2 separate regions of the Homo sapiens genome follow, and region 1 is linked to region 2. The links are chromatin loops, found by intact Hi-C in ENCODE. Cell type or tissue: mammary epithelial cell. All regions are shown on one strand. Each heading gives the region's core, and the rest is flanking DNA. Links, peaks and the distances in the headings are about the cores only. Region 1 overlaps GON4L (gon-4 like). Region 2 holds the start of ARHGEF2-AS1 (ARHGEF2 antisense RNA 1).

Evidence for each region. A loop is a pair of places that touch in the nucleus more often than their neighbours do. Peaks named below come from ENCODE experiments on the same cell type or tissue, not always from the same donor. Only the 100,000 strongest peaks of a DNase experiment are listed, where the experiment ranks them.
Region 1: a loop joins it to region 2, with 6 times the contacts of the local background. A loop is called at or near these places in 1 of 110 quality-filtered maps.

Annotation. Positions count from the first base shown.
Region 1 is chr1:155,760,744-155,765,743 of GRCh38, reverse strand. GON4L (gon-4 like) reads left to right here. Exons shown (of 32, transcript NM_001282860.2): 21 at 1-744; 22 at 2,180-2,432; 23 at 3,370-3,554. Among named protein-coding and RNA genes, the nearest start is that of DAP3, 74 kb to the right of the region's middle. In mammary epithelial cell, for the core only: a CTCF peak has its summit at 2,150; a DNase peak (open chromatin) is centred at 2,133; H3K27ac peaks cover 1,713 bases.
Region 2 is chr1:155,986,232-155,994,349 of GRCh38, reverse strand. ARHGEF2-AS1 (ARHGEF2 antisense RNA 1) reads right to left here and starts at 2,976. Exons shown (of 2, transcript XR_001738248.2): 1 at 2,840-2,976. RefSeq lists enhancers at 4,061-4,130, 5,001-5,080. In mammary epithelial cell, for the core only: a CTCF peak has its summit at 4,786 (motif pointing right); DNase peaks (open chromatin) are centred at 2,769 and 4,819.

The DNA of each region.
Region 1 (5,000 bases), core at 1-5,000, 230 kb after region 2:
GGCCTAGAACCCAAATTAGAGCCCCAGGAACTATCTCCTCTCTCTGCTACTGTTTTCCCGAAAGTGGAACATAGCCCAGGGCCTCCACTAGCAGATGCAGAGTGCCAAGAAGGATTGTCAGAGAATAGTGCCTGTCGCTGGACCGTTGTGAAAACAGAGGAGGGGAGGCAAGCTCTGGAGCCGCTCCCTCAGGGCATCCAGGAGTCTCTAAACAACCCTACCCCTGGGGATTTAGAGGAAATTGTCAAGATGGAACCTGAAGAAGCTAGAGAGGAAATCAGTGGATCCCCTGAGCGTGATATTTGTGATGACATCAAAGTGGAACATGCTGTGGAATTGGACACTGGTGCCCCAAGCGAGGAGTTGAGCAGTGCTGGAGAAGTAACGAAACAGACAGTCTTACAGAAGGAAGAGGAGAGGAGTCAGCCAACTAAAACCCCTTCATCTTCTCAAGAGCCCCCTGATGAAGGAACCTCAGGGACAGATGTGAACAAAGGATCATCAAAGAATGCTTTGTCCTCAATGGATCCTGAAGTGAGGCTTAGTAGCCCCCCAGGGAAGCCAGAAGATTCATCCAGTGTTGATGGTCAGTCAGTGGGGACTCCAGTTGGGCCAGAAACTGGAGGAGAGAAGAATGGGCCAGAAGAAGAGGAAGAAGAGGACTTTGATGACCTCACCCAAGATGAGGAAGATGAAATGTCATCAGCTTCTGAGGAATCTGTGCTTTCTGTCCCAGAACTCCAGGTGAGAGCTGGAGAATATTCTCAAGTATTTCGTGGACTCAGTAATATGTATCACTTATTGATATGCCACCTGCTTGCTTGCTGCACTATGGATAGTCCTAAAATCATTTGTATTTGATTTGTGAATGCATTATGGGACATGATTGTGGAGTTGAGGTGAAATGAGATGGAAAGGATGAAATTTTACTTATTATATTAAACTCGTTTACACATTAAATTGAATCACCTGACCATACTTTAAATGCCTTAAAAAATAGTAATAGGCTGGGCTTGGTGGCTCACTCCTGTAGTCCCAGCACTTTGGGAGGCTGAGGTGGGTGGATCACAAGGCCAGGAGTTTCAGACTGGCCTGGCCGACGTGGTAAAACCCCATCTATATTAAAAATAACAAAAATTAGCCAGGCATGGTGGCGGACACCTGTAATCCCTGCTGCTTGGGAGGCAGAGGCAGGAGAATTGCTTGAGCCCGAGAGACAGAGGTTGCAGTGAGCCGAGATCACGTCATTGCTCTCCAGCCTGGGCAACAGAGCAAGGCTCTGTCTCAAAAAAAAAAAAAAAAAAAAAAAAAAAAAAATAGTAAATAACTGGGCACGGTGGCTCACGCCTATAAATCCCAGCACTTTGGGAGGCCAAGGCGGGCAGATCACCTGAGGTCGGGAGTTCAAAACCAGCCTGACCAACATGAAGAAACTCCATCCCTACTAAAAATACAAAATTAGCTGGGCGTAGTGGCACATGCCTGTAATCCCAGCTACTCAGGAAGTTGAGGCAGGAGAATTGCTTGAACCGGGGAGGCAGAGGTTGCGGTGAGCCACGATTGCACCATCTCACTCCAGCCTGAAAACTATCTTCAGGTTACAGAAGTTTGTAAAAGGGAACTTCTTCCCCTCTCCTGCTGTCAGGCCGAATGTCAGCTATCACTGGGATTTCTTTTTTTTGTCTTGTTTTGTGTGTGGTTTTTTCTGTGTTTTTTTTTTGTTTGTTTTTGTTTTTGTTTTGAGATGGAGTCTTACTCTGTCTCCCGGATTGGAGTGCAGTGGCATAATTTCAGCTCACTGCAACCTCCACCTCCCGGGTTCAAGCAATTCTCATGCCTCAACCTCCCAAGTAGCTGGGATTACAGGCATGTACCACCATGCCTGACTAATTTCTGTATTTTTAGTAGAGACGTGGTTTCATCATGTTGGCGAGGCTGGTCCTGAACTCCTGGCCTCAAGTGATCCACCCACCTCGGCCTCCCAAAGTGTCAGGATTACAGGCGTGAGCCACTGTACCTGGCCCATTGCTGGGATTTCATAACTCAAGGAATTCCCCTCAGGACAGCTGTAGTGGGCTCCCCATTGTTTAACTTCAGATTATCCTGATATAGCTTTGTGTTGTTTGCAATTCATGAGCCACTAAGAGCCATTATAAGTACTCTTTGGAGGGTTTTACAGGAAACAATGGAGAAACTGACTTGGCTGGCATCTGAAAGGCGCATGAGTCAGGAGGGTGAGTCTGAAGAAGAGAATTCTCAGGAGGAGAACTCTGAGCCAGAAGAAGAGGAGGAAGAAGAAGCAGAAGGAATGGAAAGCCTGCAGAAAGAGGATGAAATGACGGATGAAGCAGTTGGAGACTCTGCTGAGAAGCCTCCTACTTTTGCTTCACCTGAGACTGCTCCAGAAGTGGAGACCAGCAGAACTCCACCAGGTGAGCTAGGCAAACCTATACTGAAGGACCATTCTCACTTAACCTCATTGTCTAGAGGACAGTGTGCAGGGTGGGTAGCTTATAAACCAGGTGGAGGATTTCCAGAGGAAACCCTCTGGATCTCTTCTGCAACACCCCTCCCCCAAAACATGTTTAATGTGGTATCTTTGTGGAGAACAGATACTCAGAAATTTTTAATTCAATTCTCATCCGTTGCTAGATTTATATTAGCTTCGTTCACTTTCTTTCTTTTTTTTATTTTTTTATTTTTTTTTTGAGACGGAGTCTTGCTCTGTCGCCCAGGCTGGAGTGCAGTGGTGCGATCTTGGCTCACTGCAACCTCTGCCTCCCAGGTTCAAGCGATTCTCCTGCCTCACCCTCCTGAGTAGCTGGGATTACAGGCATCTGCCCCCACACCCAGCTAATTTTTGTATTTTTAGTAGAGATGGGGTTTTACCATGTTGGTCAGGCTGGTATCGAACTCCTAACCTTATGATCCACCCGCCTCGGCCTCCCAGAGTGCTGGGATTACAGGCGTGAGCCACTGTGCCTGGCAGTTCACTTTGTTAAACTGATTGTTACCTTATCTGTCATGTGTGGGGCTAAGACCCATGTTTATTTCAGAAAACACTGCTTGTTCCTCATCAAGACATAGTCTCTCAAAAGCACTACAGAAGCCACACTTGCTCTTTAGACTTCCTTTCTCAATATGAAGTAGCTGATTATCTTGTTGTCATCCCAATTAAGGCAGTTACACTGCAGACTCTGCGTAGAACTGACTTGACGGACTTAGTTCTCATACCATTTTCCCAAAAACCTTTTCCTTGAATTGCTCCATAATATTGAATAGGATTTGGCTGGGGTGGTGCATGTGGTGGAATGGGAAGAACACAGGTTGCAGGGACAGGGAAACAATCCTTTTCATGTGTGCTACAAGGAGAGAGCATCAAAGCTGCTGGAAAAGGCCGGAACAATCATCGAGCTCGCAACAAGCGGGGAAGTCGGGCTCGGGCCAGCAAGGACACCTCCAAGCTGCTGTTGCTGTATGATGAGGACATTCTCGAGCGAGATCCACTCAGGGAGCAGAAGGACTTGGCCTTTGCCCAAGCTTATCTGACCAGGGTAGGCAAATGCTGCTTCCTGTTATTGCCAGTCTCTATGAATGTGGCTGCTTCTTCAAGGGAGATGTTTTTCAACATAAAGTCTGTTTTTCAGGCTATGCAACAGGCTTCATATTCCTCTATCTTGGCTTTTCTGGCAAAAGATCTCTGTGACAGAACCACAAGGAGACATAGAATTCAATCATAAGTATGTTTATTGTTAGTACCCTGCCATCATCCTTCTGTTGACCAGAGATTGGCAGAAAGATGATACCACCATCATCAGTGGGAGGTTGTGACTTTACTGGGTGCGCTGATAAGGACCTTTATAGAACCTTTGGCTTGAGAAGAAAGATAGTGGGTACACTGGCCAGCAAGTGGATTTCAGGAAAATACATTGCTCTTAAGACATGAACCAGCTGGGCGTGGTGGCTGACACCTATAATCCCAGCACTTTGGGAGGCCGAGGTGGGTGGATCACCTGAGGTCAGGAGTTAGAGACCAGCCTGACCAACATGGTGAAACCCTGTCTCTACTAAAATACAAAAATTAGCCGGGTGTGGTGGTGGGCGCCTGTAATCCTAGCTACGGGGGAGGCTGAGGCACAAGAATCACTTGAACCTGGGAGACGGAGTTTGCAGTGAGCCGAGATCGCACCACTGCACTCCAGCCTTGGTGACAGGGCGACACTCTGTCTCAAAAAAAAAAAAAAAATGAACCAGGCTGGGCGCTGTGGCCCTTGCATATAATGCCAGCACTTTGGGAGGCTGGGGTAGGAGGATCCTTGAGTCCAGGAGTTCAAGACAAGACAAGCCTGGGCAACACAGGAGACCTCCATCTCTACAAAAATAAAAAAAAAATAGTGAGCTAAGCATGGTGGTGCATGCCTGTGGTCCTAGGTACTTTGGGAGTCTGAGGTGGGAGGATCACTTGGGCCCAGGTGGTTGAGACTGCAGTGAGCCATGATTGCATCAGTGCACTCCATCCTGGGCAACAGAATGAGACCCTGTCTCAAAAAAAAAAAAAAAAAAAAAAACCACACATAAGCTAACCACTTCTTGGTAGTGTCCTGGAGAACTGTGTCCTTCTCTTGGTAACCACCTGATTCCTTTATCCCCCTGGAAAGCAGAATACTGGCAATGATAGTCATAGCTTTTTCTTATCTCCTAATGTTTTACTGACATTCCTAACTTATGTATTATTTACTCTCAAATTACGCCCATGCTGAAATACATGTACAAACACATGTTACCTATTTCATTATGGGGCTGTAATCAGTAAGGAAAGGTTAGGGCTGTGACCTAGAGAAAAGCATTGCTTGGTTTTGTGGGTAGAACTGTGGAACGTGGAAGATGATTTTTCACTTGCTCACTCCCAGAAAAAGATCTTTACCTTGCCTATTGCTCTGTGTCTTCCATTAACAGTCAGATGTTAAGATCTGTTGGAGGCACAGCCTCTGATGGATAAT
Region 2 (8,118 bases), core at 1,875-6,874:
AGGCACGTGCCACCATGCCTAGCTAATTTTTGCATTTTTAGTAGAGACAGGGTTTCACCATATTGGCCAGGCTGGTCTCGGACTCCTGACCTCGTGATCTGCCCGCCTTGGCCTCCCAAAGTGCTGGGATTACGGGCGTGAGCGACTGCGCCCAGCCTGTGGCGCAGCACTTTCTTCTCAGCTGCTCTGGGTGGGGTGAGGGCAGTGAACAGATTGCAGTGACGGAGGAAAGTAGATTGAAGGGACAATAACTGATAACCTGGACTTCCCTGGGGTGGTTAAGACAACCTGGAGAAGGTCTGACAGCCCCACAGAAAGCCTTGAAAGAGGGAAGGTTTTGGGTCCCGGCTTCCTGATCCTTCTGGGCACTCCTGATGTCTAAGTAGCTAGAAGTGGTCCCAGGAGAAAGGGAGCCTGGGAGACTCATTAGAGCAGAAGGTCGAGAGAGACATGGCCTAAGAGTGAAGTGTACAGAGGTATGCAGTAAATGCTATTTCCCTTCCTGCCCTTCCTGCCCCTGGTACTCTGGGACTTGGCACTTCTTTCTGGAGTGGGGCTTATCATTTTCAACTTTAAGAGCACCTGAGGGTTCTTAATTCTGAGACACACTGAGGCAAGCCATGATGCCAACCGGGAGTGTTGGGCACTGAGAACAACGCCCATTTGGGAGAGAGTGGAGGAAATGTGTGCTCTGTGGCTGATGCTTGGAGCCCTTCTCTTTGCACCATGGAGAGAGGTCAGACTGGCTTTCACTCTGCATATGACCAGACTCTTAGAAGAAGAAATCATGCCGGGCATGGTGGCTCACACCTGTAATCCCAGCACTTTGGGAGGCAGAGGTGGGCAGATCACCTGAGGTCAGGAGTTTGATACCAGCCTGATCAACATGGAGAAACCCCATCTCTACTAAAAAAAAATACAAAATTAGCTGGGCCTGGAGGCGCATGCCTGTAATCCCAGCTACTCAGGAGGCTGAGGCAGGAGAATCACTTGAACCCAGGAGGCAGAGATTGCGGTGAGGTGAGATCACGCCATAGCACTCCAGCCTGGGCAACAAGAGTGAAGCTCCATCAGAAGAAGGAGAAGAAGAGGAAGGGGGAGGAGAGGGAGAGGGAGAAAGAGAAATCACAACACTTTATCACTCATGAACCTTTTCTCCCTGCTACTTTTTTCTACCTTTTTTTTTTTTTTTTTTTTGAGATGGAATCTTGCTGTTGTCATGCAGGCTGGAGTGCAATGGCACAATCTTGGCTCACTGTGACCTCCGCCTCCCAGGTTCAAGTAATTCTCCTGCCTCAGCCTCCCAAGTAGTTGGGATTATAGGCGCCCGCTACCACGCCCGGCTAATTTTTTTTCTTTTTTTTTTGAGACAAAGTCTCGCTCTGTCGCCCAGGCTGGAGTCCGACCTCAGCTCACTGCAAGCTCCGCCTCCTGGGTTCATGCCATTCTCCTGCCTCAGTCTCCCGAGTAGCTGGGACTACAGGCACCCGCCACCACACCCAGCTAATTTTTTTGTATTTTTAATAGAGACGGGGTTTCACCGTGTTAGCCAGGATGATCTTGAACGCCTGACCTCGTGATCCGCCCACCTCAGCCTCCCAAAGTGTTGGGATTACAGGAGTGAGCCACCGTACCCGGCCTCCCCCTGCTACTTTATCTGCCTAAAATCCTCTCCCTCTACCCTGGCCAAATCCTAACCACTTTACCCTTCCAGGCACATCTCAAAGGCCATCTGCTTATTTCTGTTTCCTCCTCCCCTTTAAAAACAAAAACAGGCCCAGCGCAGTGGCTCACGCCTGTAATCCCAGCACTTTGGGAGGCCAAGGCGGGCAGATCATGAGGTCAAGAGATCGAGACCATCCTGGCTAACACGGTGAAACCCCCTCTCTACTAAAAATACAAAAAATTAGCTGGGCATGGTGGCAGGCACCTGTAGGCCTAGCTACTCGGGAGGCTGAGGCAAGAGAATGGCAGAATGGCATGAACCCGGGAGGTGGAGCTTGCAGTGAGCTGAGATTGCGCCACTGCACTATGGCCTGGGCGACAGAGCGAGACTCTGTCTCAAAAAAAAAACAAAAAAACAACGAAACAAAAAAAACAAGGCCGAGCACGGTGGCTCACGCTTGTAATCCCAGCACTTTGGGAGGCTGAGGCGGACGGATCACCTGAGGTTGGGTGTTTGAGACCAGCCTGGCTAACATGGTGAAACCCCATTTCTTCTAAAAATACAAATTATCCAGGCATGGTGGGGTGTGCCTGTAATCCCAGCTACTCGGGAGGCTGAGGCAGGAGAATCGCTTGAACCCAGGAGGCAGAGGTTGCAGTGAGCTGAGATCGCACCATTGCACTCCAGCTTGGGCAACAGGAGCGAAACTCTGTCTCAAAAAACAAAACAAAACAAAACAAAAGCAAACAGTGTCTTACTCTGTCACCCAGGCTGGAGTGCAGTGGCATGATCATAGCTCACTGCAGCCTTGAACTCCTGGGCTCAAGTGATCCTCCCACCTCAGCCTCCCAAGTAGCTGGGACTATAAGCACGTGCCACCACACCCGGCTAACATTTTGTTTTTTTGTGGAGACAGTGTCTCGCTATGTTGCCCGGGCTGGTCTAGAACAGCTGGGCTCAAGCAATCCACCCACCTCAGCCTCCCAAAGTGCTGGCTGAGCCACCGCACCTGGCCTTTTTTGAGTCTCCCAACTGGTCACGTGCCCTCACTCCTTTAACAGCCTAAAGCCTTTTGTTGAAACTTCTCTTGTGGCATTTGGCATATGTGAGCCAGTTATGGAGTCATCTGTGATTTGTTCTTTTGCTTGTTCACACACACACACACACACTCACCCACTCACTAGACTCTGATTCCTTGAGGATAGGAACAATATCTATTTCTCTTTGCTTGGCTTTCTGCTATATAAGTCCTCAGTAAATGGAATAAGAAGGAGACAATGAGGATCTCTTTATGTACTAGAAAGGACACTGAACTGGGATCCAGAAAACCTAAGTTCTAGCCTTGAGTCTGCAGCTAATTCACAATGTGACCCTGAGGTCACAATGTGTCACAATGTGACCCTGAGGTCACAATGTGTCACAATGTGACACATTATCCAGTTATGTGTCTCAGTAAAGTGAGTGGTGGCTAGGCACTCCTAAGTCCAGCTGACTGTGACACACTTCTAGTCCCAAGGTTTCAGAGTTCTAGAACCCTGCTCACTCTTATTTCCTGCTGACGCAGACTGGTCTGTGTGTGTCTCCCACGAACAGAGCCGTCCCAGACGTGTTCTGAGCAGGTGGAGACAAGGTGCCCGTGAGGCCACACTGGCCTCTGCCTTTCTGCAGTTGAATCCAGAGAACAACTGGAGGAAGAAGAGATGGGGAAATAAAGGAGGGGAATGGCTCGCATGCTGTACCCCTCCAAAGGTCAGGGGCTTTCCGGGCCCACGGCCGAAAACAAAGACGTCTTCAGAAGACATAGTTGGGGGCCTGGCAGGGAGCTCGAGGGCCCACTGAATACGTAAGCCCCCAGGGGACCTCCTGTACCTCCTTCCTTCCAGGCCTAGACCTTGGAGAAAATGGGAAAGTGGGAAGGAACTAGATAACTCTCTAGTCATCTCCCTCAAGAGACAACCATCCGAAGAACAACAAGAATCAAGGAGACCTGGGCCCTCAGTCCTTTCCCTGGAGAACCAGAGCTCAATCCCATTTGTGGGCCTTTGGGGGAGGATGGATGCTGCCTTCCAAAATATGCCTCTCCACAGTGGCTCTTACCTCCTTCTCTCAGGGAAGACTGAGGGTGGGAGTGGGAGGGAGGTGTGGAGTCAGGGGGAGTATCAGGACACTGGATCTTCTTGCTTCTGCCTCCCACGGTGGGTTTCATAGAACCACATAATGGTGTAATAGAACCACAAAGGAACTCAGAGAGCATATGGCACAATCTCCTCATTTTACAGATAAGGAAACTGAGGCCCAAAGAACTTTCAGAGATTTCTTGAGAGAGGTGGTCTCACGGTTGGGACATTTGGCCTGCCCCATTGCCAGGCCTTTGCCGGGCTTTTGGTTGCAGGCTGAGGACAACCCAGGATGTCTTGGATTAACTCATGGTCCCGCATTGCCACATGAGATCAGTTGTTCTTGCTCAGACTTCTGCATAGGCTTGGTGGACTGGAGCAGAGAGATCATCTCTTCCCCCTCCCTTGGAAAACCCCTGACCACTTCCCCAAAGTCAGAGGAAGTCAGAAAGAGAAGGTCCGGGGGTCAGCATGAAGAGTTCAGTGTGAGTGAACATTGTAGGGGCTGCTGGCCATGGAAGGGCACTGTCTCTCTGCTTTGACAATGGTCCCCTTGAACAAGTTCCTTTAGCTCTGGTGAGTGAACCAACCTTCCCTAGCTCCCGGGCAGGGCTGGCTGGTTTCAGTGAGGGGAGAGGACCCTGGGCCTTGTCCCTGAACTGGCTTGGGTGGGAACTCAGATGAGAAGCAATGCCTGCAGGGCTCATGGCACCTTCCTAAGGGTAGCTGGCTGAAAGCAGAGATGCCCAAATGCCTGGGCCCCCCTTATGTGGCACCAACTGTATCTCAGGGTCTTTCAAGTGTCACCCACCTTTCACAGTCAGGCATTAATTCTGCCCCTTGGTTAGAGAGGGAAGGGAGTCCTGAGTGCACTATTTGGCTGAGCAGGGGCAAAGGTTGGCATCAGCAACCAGGCAAGGAGGGAGAATTCAGCTTGCTCTTGCTGTTCGCCTTCCCCTGAACCCTGGCTTTCTTCTGGAGGCAGTACTGCCCTTTGACCAGCAGGGGCCACTCTTGCCCACAGCCAACTCTGCAGCCCTGGCAAAGCAGAGCCCCAAAGTAGGACCAGTTTGGGTCTGGGCTGTGCTTATGCCAACAGGAAGGGCTGGGCTGGGGGCAAGCAACAGGGCTGGGCTGAGGCGAGGCAGTGTTCCTCCCTGGTGCCCGTCACTGGCCACTGGATACAGACGGTAGTGGTGGCGATGTGTGTTTCAGGAGGAGACTGCAAGCATCGGGATGCCCAGGCCCCAAGGAGGCCCTCTTCCTGCAGATCCGAGAAGGACTGGACACCTTTCTGGGACTGCAGCACCAGGGTGGCTACGCCTCCCGGCTGGTACGGACAGACAGATCCCCATGAAGGCCCCTGCCTTGCTCCTCCTCTCCTGCCCCTCGCCTGTCTAGCCACCATTCTATCCTACGTCTCCTCTGTTCTGCCAGCTGCTGGGTCTCTCTGTGCCCGGGCATTGCTCTGGCTCCATCTGAGCGAATGGGAATCTATCGTCTATGCACCTCTGTCTGCTCCCCTGGGTCTGTGTGCTCTGTCCCTGACTCCGGGTACCCTGCCTCTGTCTCTTTCTCCAAGACTCTGTTTCTTCCTTTCTGTGTCGGTGCCTCTGTGTTGATGAGGGTGTATGTGTTCCTCTCTCAGTAAAAGGGCCCTGTTCCCCTAGTAATTATAACCACTTCTTTCTGTGGACCCCACATTTCCCCAATTTGGAGCTGAACTTATTTATTTATTTATTTACTTATGTATTTTGAGACAGGGTCTCCCTCTGTTGCCCAGGCTGGAGTGCAGTGGCGCGATCTTGGCTCACTGCAACCTCTGCCTCCTGGGATCAAGTTATTTTCCTGCCTCAGCCTCCCAAGCAGCTTGGATTACAGGCGCCTGCCACCACACTATTGGGGAACCTGCCCCGATAGTCATGTGGGTTCTTTTCTATTTTCCCTAAGCGTTGGCCAGTTTGATAAATAAAGGGACAGAGTACAAAAGAGAGAAATTTTAAAGCTGGGCATCCGGGGGAGACATCACATGTCGGTAGGTTCCGTGATGCCCCACAAGCCGCAAAACCGGTAAGGTTTTATTAGGGACTTTCAAAAGGGGACGGAGTGTACGAATAGGGTGTGGGTCACAAAGATCACGTACTTCACAAGGTAATAGAATATCACAAGGCAAATGGAGGCAGGGCGAGATCACAGGACCAGAGGACCAGGGCGAAATTAAAATTGCTAATGAAGTTTCGGGCACCATTGTTATTGGTAACATCTTATCAGGAGACAGGGTTTTGAGAGCAACCGGTCTGACCAAAATTTATTAGGCGGGAATTTTCTCTTCCTAATAAGCCTGGGAGCACTATGGGAGACTAGGGTTTATTTCATCCCTACAGTCTGGACCATAGAAGACGGCCACACCCAAGGGGGCCATTTATAGACCCACCCTCAGGGGTGCATTCTCTTTCTCAGGGATGTTCCTTGCTGAGAAAAAGAATTCAGCGATATTTCTCCCATTTGCTTTTGAAAGAAGAGAAATATGGCTCTGTTCCACCCGGCTCACCGGTGGTCAGAGTTTAAGGTTATCTCTCTTATTCCCTGAACAATTGCTGTTATCCTGTTCTTTTTTCAAGGTGCCCACATTTCATATTGTTCAAACACACATGCTGTACAATTTGTGCAGTTAACGCAATTATCACAGAGTCCTGAGGCGACATACATCCTCCTCAGCTGACAGGATTAAGAAAGTAAAGTAAAGACAGGCATAGGAAATCACAAGGGTATTGATTGGGGAAGTGGTAAGTGTCCATGAAATCTTCACAATTTTATGTTCCAAGATTGCAGTAAAGACAGGTATAGGAAATTATAAAAGTATTAATTTGGGGAACTAATAAATGTCCATGAAGTCTTCACAATCCACGTTCTGCCATGGCTTCAGCCGGTCCCTCCGTTTGGGGTCCCTGACTTCCCGCAACACCACACCCTGCAAAGTTTTGTATTTTTAGTAGAGATGGGTTTTCACCATGTTGGCCAGGCTGGTCTCAAGCTCCTGGCCTCAAGTGATCCACTCACCTTGGCCTCTCAAAGTGCAGGGATTACAGGTGTGAGCCACCATGCCCAGCCTGGAGCCGAACTTATTATCTGTGGAATGAAACTAAGATCTGGTACCCTGAACAATAATAATTCTCTAACAAAACAATCATAGGATGATCGATGGAGAAAGGATATAGAGATTGCCCAGCCTTCTGGCTTAAGTAAACACAACTGGGGGGATCTTCAACCAGGGTTTAAGGACCATTAAGGATACAGAAGGGCTTTGGAGACCCCACTGGGCCTGCTAGCCAGCAGACCCTGAGTACACTGAGATGTCTCAAGTCTGCTGGCTAAAGGTTGCCTCCCCTTCAGCTCATCATCTAGCTGGCCAGGGGTTCCAACCCTGGCCTCATTGTTTGGGCGCCTGTGGTTTGGGGGAGAGGCTGAAGGGAGCAGTATATAGCCTATCAGGGAAGCAGCAAAAAACAAAACAAAACAAAACAAAGCAAAACAAAAACTCCATGTCATCCCATCACCTGCTTTTTTTATTTTTATTTTTTGAGATGGAGTCTTGGTTTGTTGCCTAGGCTGGAGTGCAGTGGCACGATCTCGGCTCACTGCAAACTCCGCCTCCCGGATACAAACAATTCTCCTGCCTCAGCCTCCTGAGTAGCTGGCATTACAGGGGCCTGCCACCACGCCTGGCTAATTTTTCTATTTTTAGTAGACACAGAGTTTCACCGTGTTGACCATGCTGGTCTCAAACTCCTGACCTCAAGTGATCCCATCAACCGCTTTTCTCCATCAGCATCTTTGCATGTCTCCCCTGATCCCCATTTCAATGTACTACAGTAGAAAGAACAGGATTTCGGAGTCGAACTGACTGCTAGATCCTTCATTTATTTACCCGCTGAGCAATTTATTTTATCTTTCTGAAAATCAGAATAATAAATTGTCTTTTAAAATTGTGATTATTAAATGAACAAAAGGTGTCAAAGTATTCAGCACAGAGGCTGGCACATAAGATGAGCTCAATAGGCCGGGCGCGGTGGCACACGCCTGTAATCCCAGCACTTTGGGAGGCTGAGGCGGGCGGATCACGAGGTCAGGAGATCGAGACCATCCCGGCTAAAAACGGTGAAACCCCGTCTCTACTAAAAATACAAAAAATTAGCCGGGCGTAGTGGCGGGCGCCTGTAGTCCCAGCTACTTGGGAGGCTGAGGCAGGAGAATGGCGTGAACCCGGGAGGCGGAGCTTGCAGTGAGCCGAGATCCCGCCACTGCACTCCAGCCTGGGCGACAGAGCGAGACTAT